2 separate regions of the Homo sapiens genome follow, and region 1 is linked to region 2. A link is a loop called in an ENCODE intact Hi-C map of the cell type or tissue named here. Cell type or tissue: dorsolateral prefrontal cortex. All regions are shown on one strand. Each heading gives the region's core, and the rest is flanking DNA. Links, peaks and the distances in the headings are about the cores only. Region 1 has its middle 17 kb from the start of GOLGA6L7. Region 2 has its middle 4.9 kb from the start of APBA2.

The links. Peaks named below come from ENCODE experiments on the same cell type or tissue, not always from the same donor. Only the 100,000 strongest peaks of a DNase experiment are listed, where the experiment ranks them.
Region 1: it touches region 2 in a loop (2.6-fold over the local background); 2 of 110 quality-filtered maps call a loop at or near these places.

The regions. Positions count from the first base shown.
Region 1 is chr15:28,828,941-28,834,313 of GRCh38, forward strand. It overlaps the pseudogene PDCD6IPP2 and the pseudogene LOC100129687. Among named protein-coding and RNA genes, the nearest start is that of GOLGA6L7, 17 kb to the right of the region's middle. In dorsolateral prefrontal cortex, for the core only: CTCF peaks have their summits at 3,263 and 3,463; a DNase peak (open chromatin) is centred at 3,321; H3K4me3 peaks cover 2,043 bases; H3K27ac peaks cover 1,604 bases.
Region 2 is chr15:28,878,394-28,883,766 of GRCh38, forward strand. No RefSeq gene overlaps it. Among named protein-coding and RNA genes, the nearest start is that of APBA2, 4.9 kb to the right of the region's middle. In dorsolateral prefrontal cortex, for the core only: a CTCF peak has its summit at 3,011; no DNase peak of the experiment used is centred there.

The DNA of each region.
Region 1 (5,373 bases), core at 163-5,162, 49 kb before region 2:
CTACTAAATTAGGTTTGTGAAAATGGGAATGCCAAATGCCTTAAGGCTTATGGCAGGTGCAAAAGCAAAACATCAGAGGTCAACCTAAGGATATTTTTAATATAAAATTAATGTACCTGCATTGTAAGCATTATTTTTTTTGTATGGTAGAAAGGAAAAAATTCTTGTATTATTCTACTATAAATGTGTATTCTTTGCTCTACTAAATTTGCATGTCATCGTCAGCCTTTCACTTTGTCTTCAGCTAACAAGAACCTCTTGGGTTCATCCTTTGGAGAACCTGATATGGAAAATGGACTGAACTAGGAGAAGAGCCTTTGTTTAGACCACATGCTGAGGTCTAGTGGCTTCAATTAAAAATATATAAATGTGGCCGGGCACAGTGGCTCACGCCTGTAACTCCAGCACTTTGGGATTCTGAGGCGGGCAGATCACGAGGTCAGGAGTTCAAGACCAGCCTGACCAACGTGATGAAATCCCGTCTCTACTAAAAATACAAAAATTAGCTAGGCATGGTGGCACGTGCCTGTAATCCCAGCTACTCAGGAGGCTGACGCAGGAGAATCGCTTGAATCCTGGAGGCGGAAGCTGTAGTGAGCCAAGATCATGCCATTGCACTCTAGCCTGGGACGACAGAGCGAGACTCCGTCTCAAAAAAAAAAAAAAATTATGTATATATATATATGCTTAATCTCTAAGCTTTGGAAGGAACAGCCTATCTACAGAAAAATTTAAAACTTGGTCATGACAGGTACAGAGTTGGGCCCCATTAATTTTGTTGACATTGAGGTCAGCAGATTCTGTAAATTTTCACTATACCTCTCATATGATCTGCCGCCACACCATTCATACTCTTAACTTTATTTCTCCTCACACCAGTAAATTACTAAAACTGCCAAGTTTTTTTTTCACAAATTAATATCTTTAGCATTCTCCTCCTTCAGCCTGCAATGAAATTATCTACTCCCCTCCCTCCTCCTTCCTCCTTGACTCCCGCTAATGCACATTTGTGTTTGGTTTCCACACCAAATGAGCTACCTTCAATAAGCATCCCACAACTCCACAGGGAACTTTTGTTTCTCTACCTTCTGTGCTGTCAAAGCGCTTGGCTCAGAATGAGAGATCTGTCTGCATTTCAGATCTACAAATTACTCATTGTGTGACCTTGGACATATCCCTAATATTTTTGAGCCTCAGTTTCTCAAAAATTAGAATAAAGATACCAAACTCCTGGGGTTTTGTGAGAGTAAAATGAGACGATGTGTGTAAGAGACTCAGTGCAGTGTCAGTATCTACCATGTGCTATGCACTCTGCGTTTTCTTTTTCTTTTTTTTTTTTTTGAGACGGAGTCTCGCTCTGTCACCCAGGCTGGAGTGCAGTGGCGTGATCTCGGCTCATTGCAACCTCTGCCTCTTGGGTTCAAGAGATTCTCCTGTCTCAGCCTGCGAGTAGCTGGGACTACAGGCCCATGCCACCACGCCTGGCTAATTTTTGTATTTTTAGTAAAGACAGCGTTTCACCATACTGGTCAGGCTGGTCTTGAACTCCTGACCTCAGGTGATGCACCCACCTCGGCATCCGAAAGTGCTGGGATTACAGGTGTGAGCCACCATGCCCGGGCCAACCCATAGCCTTTTGGTCTTCTCTCAGCCAAGGCATCCAGTGAAAATGCAATTTATTTTTCAGATTCCTCTGGAGAATTAAAAAGTCTCTTTTGCGGCTGGACACAGCAACTCACACCTGTAATCCCAGCACTTTGGGAGGCTGAGGCAGGCAGATCACAAGGTCAAGAGATCGAGACCATCCTGGCCATGGCCAACATGGTGAAACCCTGTCTCTACTAAAAATACAAAAATTAGCTGGGTGTGGTGGCACAGGCCTATTGTCCCAGCTACATGGGAGGCTGAGGCAGGAGAATTGCTTGAACCCAGGAGGCGGAGGTTGCAGTGGGCCAAGATTGAGCCACTGCACTTGCTCTGGTGAAAGAGCAAGACTCCGTCTCAAAAAAAAAAAAAAAAAAAAAAAAAAAGTCTCTTTTGCATCAAATTGCCATACTCTCTGCTCTTGGTCCTCTTTTCCATGTACTCATTCTTCAAGCATTTATTTTCTCATTGCCTGATCCAGATCATTGCAATGACCAAAAAATTTTCGAATGCTATGATTTTTGTGATATTCTTTTAGCAAGTTAATCACGATGTTGCATTCTTGAGTGTGCAAGTGTGGAGGTAAGTCAGGATGCATCTTTAAGACAAAAAGATGGGTCACGGCAGTGCCACACCACTCACGGCCACACCAGGAGAGCTGAAGGGGCAGTCACCAACGAAGATGCCTGACCCAGAAGCTGGCTGCCAGGGAGCCAAGAGCCAGGTCACTCCACAGGTGGCCAATGCCCGGGGGTGGCCCTCCACCGCCGAAGCTGCTGCTGCTGCTGCTGCTGCTGCTTATTATTATTTTGAGACGGAGTCTGGCTCTGCCTCCCAGGCTGGAGTGCGGTAGCACGATCTCGGCTCACTGCAACCTCCGCCTCTGGGGTTCAAGCGATTCTCCTGCCTCAGCCTCCCGAGTAGCTGGGACCACAGGCACGTGCCACCTCACCTGGCTAATTTTATTTTTTGAATAGACAGGGTCTTGTTATGTTGCCCAGGCTGGTCTTGAACTCCCGGGCTCAAGCGATCCTCCCACTTCAGCCTCCCAAAGTGCCAAGACTACAGGTGTGAGCCACCACACCTGGCCAAGTTCTACTTTTCTAATATTTAAAATATGAAATAGGCCGGGCACGGTGGCTCACACCTGTAATCCCAGAACTTTGGGAGGCTGAGGCGGGCAGATCACCAGAGGTCAGGAGTTCGTGACCAGCCTGGCCAACATGATGAAACCCCGTCACTACTGAAAGTACAAAAATTAGCCGGGTGTGGTGACAGATGCCTGTAATCCCAGCTACTCGGAAGGCTGAGGCACCTAAACCCGGGAGGTGGAGGTTGTAGTGAGCCGATACCATGCCACTGCACTCCAGTCTCGGCGACGCAATGAGACTCTGTCTCAAAAAAAAAAATAGATGATGTCAGTGATTTCTATTACATGAGATCTGGAAGCACTCTGTACCTGATTGCTCCACGTTTAGTGGTGCTAAGTTCAAATAATTCAGGTGGTGAGAAACTGACTTCCGTAGGAGTGCGGGTGTGCGTGCGTGCCGCGGAAATCCCGCCTTCTGGCGCCTGCGGTTGCCCCCTGGCCTCAGCCGGTAGGCTCCCAAGTAGGAAGATAAACCGCATTGCACGAAGCGGGAGAGTCCAGAGGAGCGGCGAAGCGCTCCTCTTCCCCATTGGCTGCGCCCACGGAGCCGCCTTGCGATTGGCCCTAAGCGCGGGTGGCTGGGGTTGCGAGAGGCATCAGGATCCCTGGCGGCGCCTGAGCCAGCGGCTGCTAGGAGGCTGTGTCCGCAAGCCAGCGGGGCGAGGCGCCTGGGCCCTGCGCGTCAGGTCCCGGCCTGGGGCACCGGGGCTGCCAGCGTCGGAGGAGGTGCGGGCGCGGGGTTGGCGGGCGGCCGAACGGGGGCCTGCGCGGACCGCCCGCGGCTCAGCCTCCGGTCTCTCTCCGTCTCTAAGTGGTGGTGGCTGTGGGTTTTTCTGCAGGTGATCCTTTTGAGTAATTTGTTTCACGCAGGCGCCCTGCTGTAGGGTAAAGCGGCAGATTCATGCTGCTGTCATTTGTCGTTCAAACTGTGGGCTTCTTGGCCAGGCGCGGTGGCTCAAGCCTGTAATCCCAGCACTTTGGGAGGCCGAGGCGGGCGGATCACGAGGCCAGGAGATCGAGATCATCCTGGCTAACACGGCGAAACGCTGTCTCTACTAAAAATACAAAAAATTAGTTGGGCGTGGTGGTGGGCGCCTGCAGTCCCAGCTACTCGGGAGGCTGAGGCAGGACAATGGTGTGAACCCGGGAGGTGGTGCTTGCAGTGAGCTGAGATTCCGCCACTGCACTCAAGCCTGGGTGACAGAGGGAGACTCCATCTCAAAACAAAACAAAAAACGATGGGCTTTCTGTCGTGTGTGTGTACCTTTTGGATTTGAGGGCAGGGGGATGACATTGTGATCTGGCCTCCTGAGAAACCAGGCACACCCTGCCTACCTTGGAAGGCGGCTTTCCCTTCCCCACCTCCCTCTCCCTCCATCTGTTCCCTCTTTCCCTCTCTCCACTTCACTCCCGTCCCCCAGCTCTTCTCTCCCATCTTTTTGTTCTCTGTCTCTTTTTTTTTTCCTGCATTAAACCTTTCGGGAGTGTCTTTGTAAAATATTAAGAAGCGTTAGGTCTTCAACATGTGTGTTTACTTGCAGGCCTGAGACCTGGGAGGAAGCTGGAGAAAAGATGCCCTCTGAATCTTTGTGTTTGGCTGCCCAGGCTCGCCTTGACACCGAATGGTTGAAAACAGATATACAGGTGGGGTTTGACATGTCTCTTTCTTGGTGTATTTCTGCTTCCATGTTTAAATTTCTCGTGTAAGGCTTTTTTTTAGGGTATGTAAGGGGAAGTCAGTTGTATCTTGCTATATTAGAGGAGCAGGTTTGTTTCCTGTAACTTAAAATGTAACAGTCTTTATGGCTGTTTTTGTAGATCGTGCGCGGCTGCCTTTTAATTAGTTTCTTGCAAGTGCAGGAAATGAGATTTATTAATAGGGAAAATTTTTTTCTTAATTATTATTACTGGTTGAGAAATCTGCTACACTCCTAACCATATCATGGTGACTGTTGTTTGTTACTGATAGTTTTTGAGCTGTTGAGTTAACTGTCGAGGGGAAAATTGGAGAAGTAAGTTGCAGTAATTATGGCTGCTAGAAACTCACTCCTTTTATGAGGTCTTGTGTTTGTGTTTCTGGAGAGAAAAGAGTTAGTTCAGTTGAGCTGTTTGTTTTGTATTTGTAACCAATACAAGGACTAAGGACAATTGTGTTGAAACTGAGGTCATAATGTTGGGATCTTAAGGGCCGAAGGTTCCAAACAAATGGTATGTATAGAGTTCTCTCTGACTTGAAATTTTCCCTTTCTGGACCTCCGGATGCTGAGGCTGGGAGTGTCCATATGACAGTGCCTTCCATGACAGGAGTCAGCAACCTTTTTTTTTTTTTTTTTTTAACACGTATCAGTAATTCATTCTGTATATTTTGAAAAGTTTTAACCTCTTCTTCCTAGCCCTCCAGTATTTGTTAATAAATTAAAACGTTTCCCAAAGTGTTTTTTGTGAAACAATAATTCTAAAAGATGCTCTAAGAAAAGCTAAGTACATGGAAAAATCCAAAGTGTATATTTTATTTATTACATTTCATGAATTTTTGTTTCTGTTTTTTCCTCTTGAGAGGGAGTCTTGCTCTGTCTCTC
Region 2 (5,373 bases), core at 119-5,118:
CAACGTTGAAAGCCACTGTGCAGCCCAGCACTAGCCATTGTGAAGCTGCTCCTTATGGCACCCTTCCACATCGTGGACCCCTCTGCAGCACTGGCCCCAGCACACTTCTGTGTCTCCCCACATGACAGCCAGTCCAGCCTCGGAAGGCAGCTCTCGAAAAAGCTCCCTGAGCCATTACTGCCACGCACTTAATGCACCCAATTCCTTCCGTTCCTTCTCGGACACGTTCTAAGGCTCCAGGAGAGCTGCTCACATCAGATTGTTTCAGGAACTGAAATAGGCACTGTGACCATGAATGCTGCTGCTCTTTCTGGAACCCCACAGCTTTGTGTCTTCCTACTACCTATAGCTACAACAAATAACCACCATGATTCTCACTATATCAGTGAGGACTCTTTTTTTTTTTTTTTTTTTTTGTGACGAAGTCTCACTCTGTCACCAGGCTGGAGTGCAGTGGCGTGATCTCTGCTCACTGTAACCTCTGCCTCCCGGGTTCCAGTGATTCTGCTGCCTCAGTCTCCTGAGCAGCTGGGACTACAGGTGCGCGCCACCATGCCCAGCTAATTTTTGTATTTTTTAAGTAGAGACGGGGTTTCACCATGTTGACCAGGATGGTCTTGATCTCTTGACCTCGTGATCCGCCCACCTTGGCCTCCCAAAGTGCTGGTATTACAGGCGTGAGCCACAGCGCCCAGCCAGTGAGGACTCTTAAGGTTACAGGAGATAGGAGCTCAACTTCAACTGACTTAAGTAACGCAAATGTCTAGAGGAAGGGAGATCAGGCAGGGTTGGACCCAGAGCCACAGATGCCGTCCACCTTCAGCTCTGCTTCCCTCTGCTGTAGCCTCACTCTCCCACCAGCGCCCTAACAGGGCAGCTCCAGGCTCGAATTGTCCTTACTGCTTACAATCTCAGTGGAGAGAGCGCTGCCTTGCCAGTGCTTCCAGTGAGGTCCTGGGATGGAATCTTGAGGGTCTTGGGTCCCATACCCACCCCTCAGCTAAGCCCTGGAGTCAAGGGGATGGAATACATGGAGTGGCCAGGTCCAACTCATATGCCCACCCCAAGTGACGGAGGAGGGTTGAGTGGGGCAGAGGCCAGTTCTTCTAAACCAGGAGGCTGAGAATGAGGGAGGACAGATCTGGGGGTGCTGCTTCGTTCTCTTTTCTTGATAATCGCTGACATGCTGCCTGCCCTACCAGCAGGAAGCCATCCCATCCTGGGTTGAAAATGCTCCTTGCCGTGGGAGTTCAGTTCCCTTCCAAACGCCCCACGGCCATAGGACAGGGCTGTCAGGTCTTGACAGTGGAAGCCCCTTGATGCCCACAGGCAGCCTTGCAGATGGGTCGTGCCTGCCCTTCTCCGGCTCCTTGTTCCCTACTATGGTGAGTCACACAGCGGGCTCTGCCCGGCTCACAGCTCTGCTCCTGGTCTGCGGCCATCCCTGGCCACTTGTCCCCAGACACATCCCTGTGGGGCTAGGATCAGAAAAGTTTCCAGCATCCCCTCTGGCTCTGCTCTCTGGAACTTTCAGGCTGGGTCCTGGGGTCCTGCCTGGATGCCCCTTCCTCTGGGGAATATGTATCACCAGCCTGTCCGCCCTTCTGTGCCTCTCAGCTCTGATCTGGGTCATCCTGGCCCCCCAGGAAGGTTTCTTGTGCTGTATCTTGGAAAGGAGCAGTTGCCGTCTTAGTCCTTCCCTCCCAGGAGGCCTGACCTCCTGTGAACACTGACTTACCTCCAACACTCTGCTGCGGATCAGACTCACACACGGGGTATTGGAGGGCAGCTTCGTTCCTATCACTGTCTGGCCCACCAAGATACTTGTAGTGCTGACTCGTTCTATGTCCACATAACTAGACATGCTCAAGTGCCTGTCTAGACCATATTATACAATAAGAACTTTGCTCTTTCTTCTACATACCGTCTATACTATAGATGCTACCTATAGCCACACCTAACGATCTCTGTGACCTTCACTCTGTTATCTACACAAAAGAGTCTCTAGGATAAAGAAGGTCGGCACTGTGGTGATTTTCCAACCCTACCTACCTTTACTAAAATGCAGTTGGTGGCTGGGCGCGGTGGCTCATGCCTGTAATCCAGCATTTTGGGAGGCCGAGGTGGGCAGATCACTTGAGGTCAGGAGTTCCAGACCAGGATGGCCAACACGGTGAAACCTTGTCTCTACTAAAAATACAAAAATTAGCTGGGCATGGTGGCGGGTGCCTGTAATCCCAGCTACTCTGGGAGGCTGAGGCAGGAGAATCGCTTGAGCCTGGGAGGCAGAGGTTGCAGTGAGCCGAGATAGTGCCACTGCAATCCAGCCTGGGAGAAAGAGCTAGACCCTGTCTAAATAAATAAATAAAATGCAGTTGGTAACTGATCTCATGAAAAGAACAAACCTCTGCTGTTGCAGCACACCAGCACCTGCACGGTGGGTCCCTCCTCACAGGCCCTCCCGGTGGGTAAGGGCTATACTTCAGGCTCCTCCACAGACAGTCTGGCCTGCTGACTGTTCTACGTGGCTCCCAAGGCCAGGGTCAGGTTTCCATTGTTTACAATTATCCATTTATTTCTACAAAGCCTGGATTTTGAGCCTTGAGATCAGCCAAATAAATCAATGGTATTTACTTTTCTGGAAGATACTAGCTTCTACGGTTGTCAAAGACATTTCCATGCTGTCTCTGTGTCTTCCAAAATAAAGCAGTGGGTCTTGGAAAAACCTATTAGAGTGTGATCTGGTTAGTGATTTTTCCACTGACTTAAATCCTGAAGGCAAGAAAATCAGACTCCCACAGGGGTGTTTAGCATTTCCTTCTTACACACCCTGGACCTTGGGGATTTTCTAGGCCAACTTCCTCACCGAAACCCAGGAGGAAACTGTACCGTGGAGGCCCCAGCTGATTTACTTGAGTCCCCCCGCCTGGCTGGTGCCTTAGCTGGGACCAGAATGTAGGCCTCTTGACTCTTGGTTCAGGCCACTTTAGACTCCACAAGGATAAAATGAGCAGTCAGCAGGAGGAGCCTAAGAGCTTGATATTCCCAGGCCCAACAAGGCCTGTGCCAAGCAGTAACTTTATGAGAAGGAAGTTATTCTGCCATCCCCACAGAGAGAGGACATGTCTTTATTAATTAAGCACATTTTTACAGTCAGCCAAAGAGTGAAGGAAAAATTAGTATTCTGTCATTTGGAAGTTTTGTAAAGGAACATCTTGTTCAGCTTATAAAACAATGCATTAATCTTCTGTCCTATATAGGAAAGTCATATGTTATTTTTAAAAAATAAGTTAGGGTGTGAGGAGGTGACAAGTTTCCAACTCCACTTGGTAACACCTTGTAGGAAATCTGGCCTGGTCCAGGAGCCCCTCTAGGCTGAATGGTATCGGCATTAAGCATGCAATTCATGTATGCTGTCACTAAGTGGTGGTAGGGATCACAGCCATGTGGTCCAAACATATAGTCACAGACCTTCCTTGTTCTTCTTTTTCCCCCTAAAACAATAGACAAAAGATTTCAGAGATCTTTTACCCTCCAAAGGGTTAAAAACCAGGGTTAAGAATGATAATTACATTTTTTTTTCAGAGATAGATAATATCATATACTTCAAAAATTAAAAATTGGCCAGGTGCGGTGGCTCATGCCTGTAATCCCAGAACTTTGGGAGGCCGAGGCAGGCAGATCACGAGGTCAGGAGATCGAGACCATCCTGGCTAACACAGTGAAACCCCGTCTCTACTAAAAAATACAAAAAATTAGCCGGGCATGGTGGCGGGCGTCTGTAGTCCCAGCTACTCTGGAGGCTGAGGCAGGAGAATGGCGTGAACCCAGGAGGCGGAGCTTGCAGTGAGCCAAGACAGAGCTACTGCACTCCAGCCTGGGTGACAGAGCGAGACTCTGTCTCAAAAAAAAAAAAAAAAAAGAAAAAGTAAAGGAAAAGGAAAATCACTGAAAAGTTTTCCTGTCACCCCCGCCCCAGACACTACTTTCTTTCCCAAGGGTGACAACATTTTTCAGTTTACTGTGATCCTTCCAGAAAGGCTTTATTATTGTATATGAGCATCTATAGGCTCACCCTTTTTTCCTTTTTGCTTTTTTTACTCACATGGTGGCATACTACACACATCTTCTGCCCTTTGTTCTTTCACTTAACAATTATCTTGGAGAACTTCCCATGTTAATTTATCATGCGTTTCTTCCTTCTTTTATGGCTGCATTCTATTTCAGTGTTGGGAAGTGCCCTCATGCATTGAACAGTGCCCTTTTCATGGGTATCAAGATTGTCTGCAGTCACTTACTACAGAAACATAGCACCATGAATGATTCTACTCATGCCTGTTTTGCACGTGTGATATACAAGTCAAAAAATTCCTAGAAGTGAATTCTTAGGTCAAAGAGCTTGTGCATTTGTAATTTTGATAGACATCATCTGATTTTCCTACACAGAAGTTGTACTGATTTACACTCCCATGGGCAGTGTGGGTATCTGCCAGTTTCCTCTTGCTTTCTGGAATATATTGTATTACTGAACTCCTGGGTCTCTGATCAGTGAACACAATGACATCTCAGCATAGTTTTAATTTGCATTTCTTTTTCTTTTTTTGAGATGGAGTCTCACTCTGTTGCCCAGGCTCAAGTGCAGTGGTGCGATCTCAGCTCACTGCAACCTTTGCCTCCCAGGTTCAAGCGATTCTCCTGCCTCAGCCTCCCAAGTAGCTGGGATTACCGGTGCTCACCACCATGCCCAACTAATTTTTGTATTTCTAGTAGAGACGGGGTTTCACCGTGTTGGCCAGGCTTGTCTCAAACTCCTGACCTCAAGTGATCCACCTGCCTCGGCCTCCCAAAGTGTTGGGATTACAGGTGTGAGCCACCATGCCTGGCTTAATTTGCATTTCTTATTATGAATAAGGGAGGACAGCTTTTCAGATGTTTAAAAGTCATTTGTATTTCCTTCCCTGTGAATTGTCTGCTTCTTACCCTTTACCTGTTTCTTTGTCTTTTCTGTTAAGAGACAGTCTCATACTGCTGCCCAGGCTTAGTGCATTGGGATGATCATAGTTCACTGCAGCCTGGAACTCCTGGGCTTAAGTGATCCTCCTGTCTCAGCCTCCTGAGTAGCTGGGATTACAGGTGTGAGCCAAGGTGGGGGCCTGGTGATGATCCGTGATGCCTTCTTTTGATTTTTTTTTTCTTATCAATTTCTAGATGCTATCTATGTGTTAGGGAAATTAGCTGCTTGTGATATGAATTGCAAATAATTTTTTCCCCTTTGTTGTAGACTTTGCTTATGGTAGTGATTGCCATGCCAGAGTTTCTTTGAAGTCAAACTTAGCTGTTTTTTTGTTACCACTTTTTGATTTTGTTGCATAC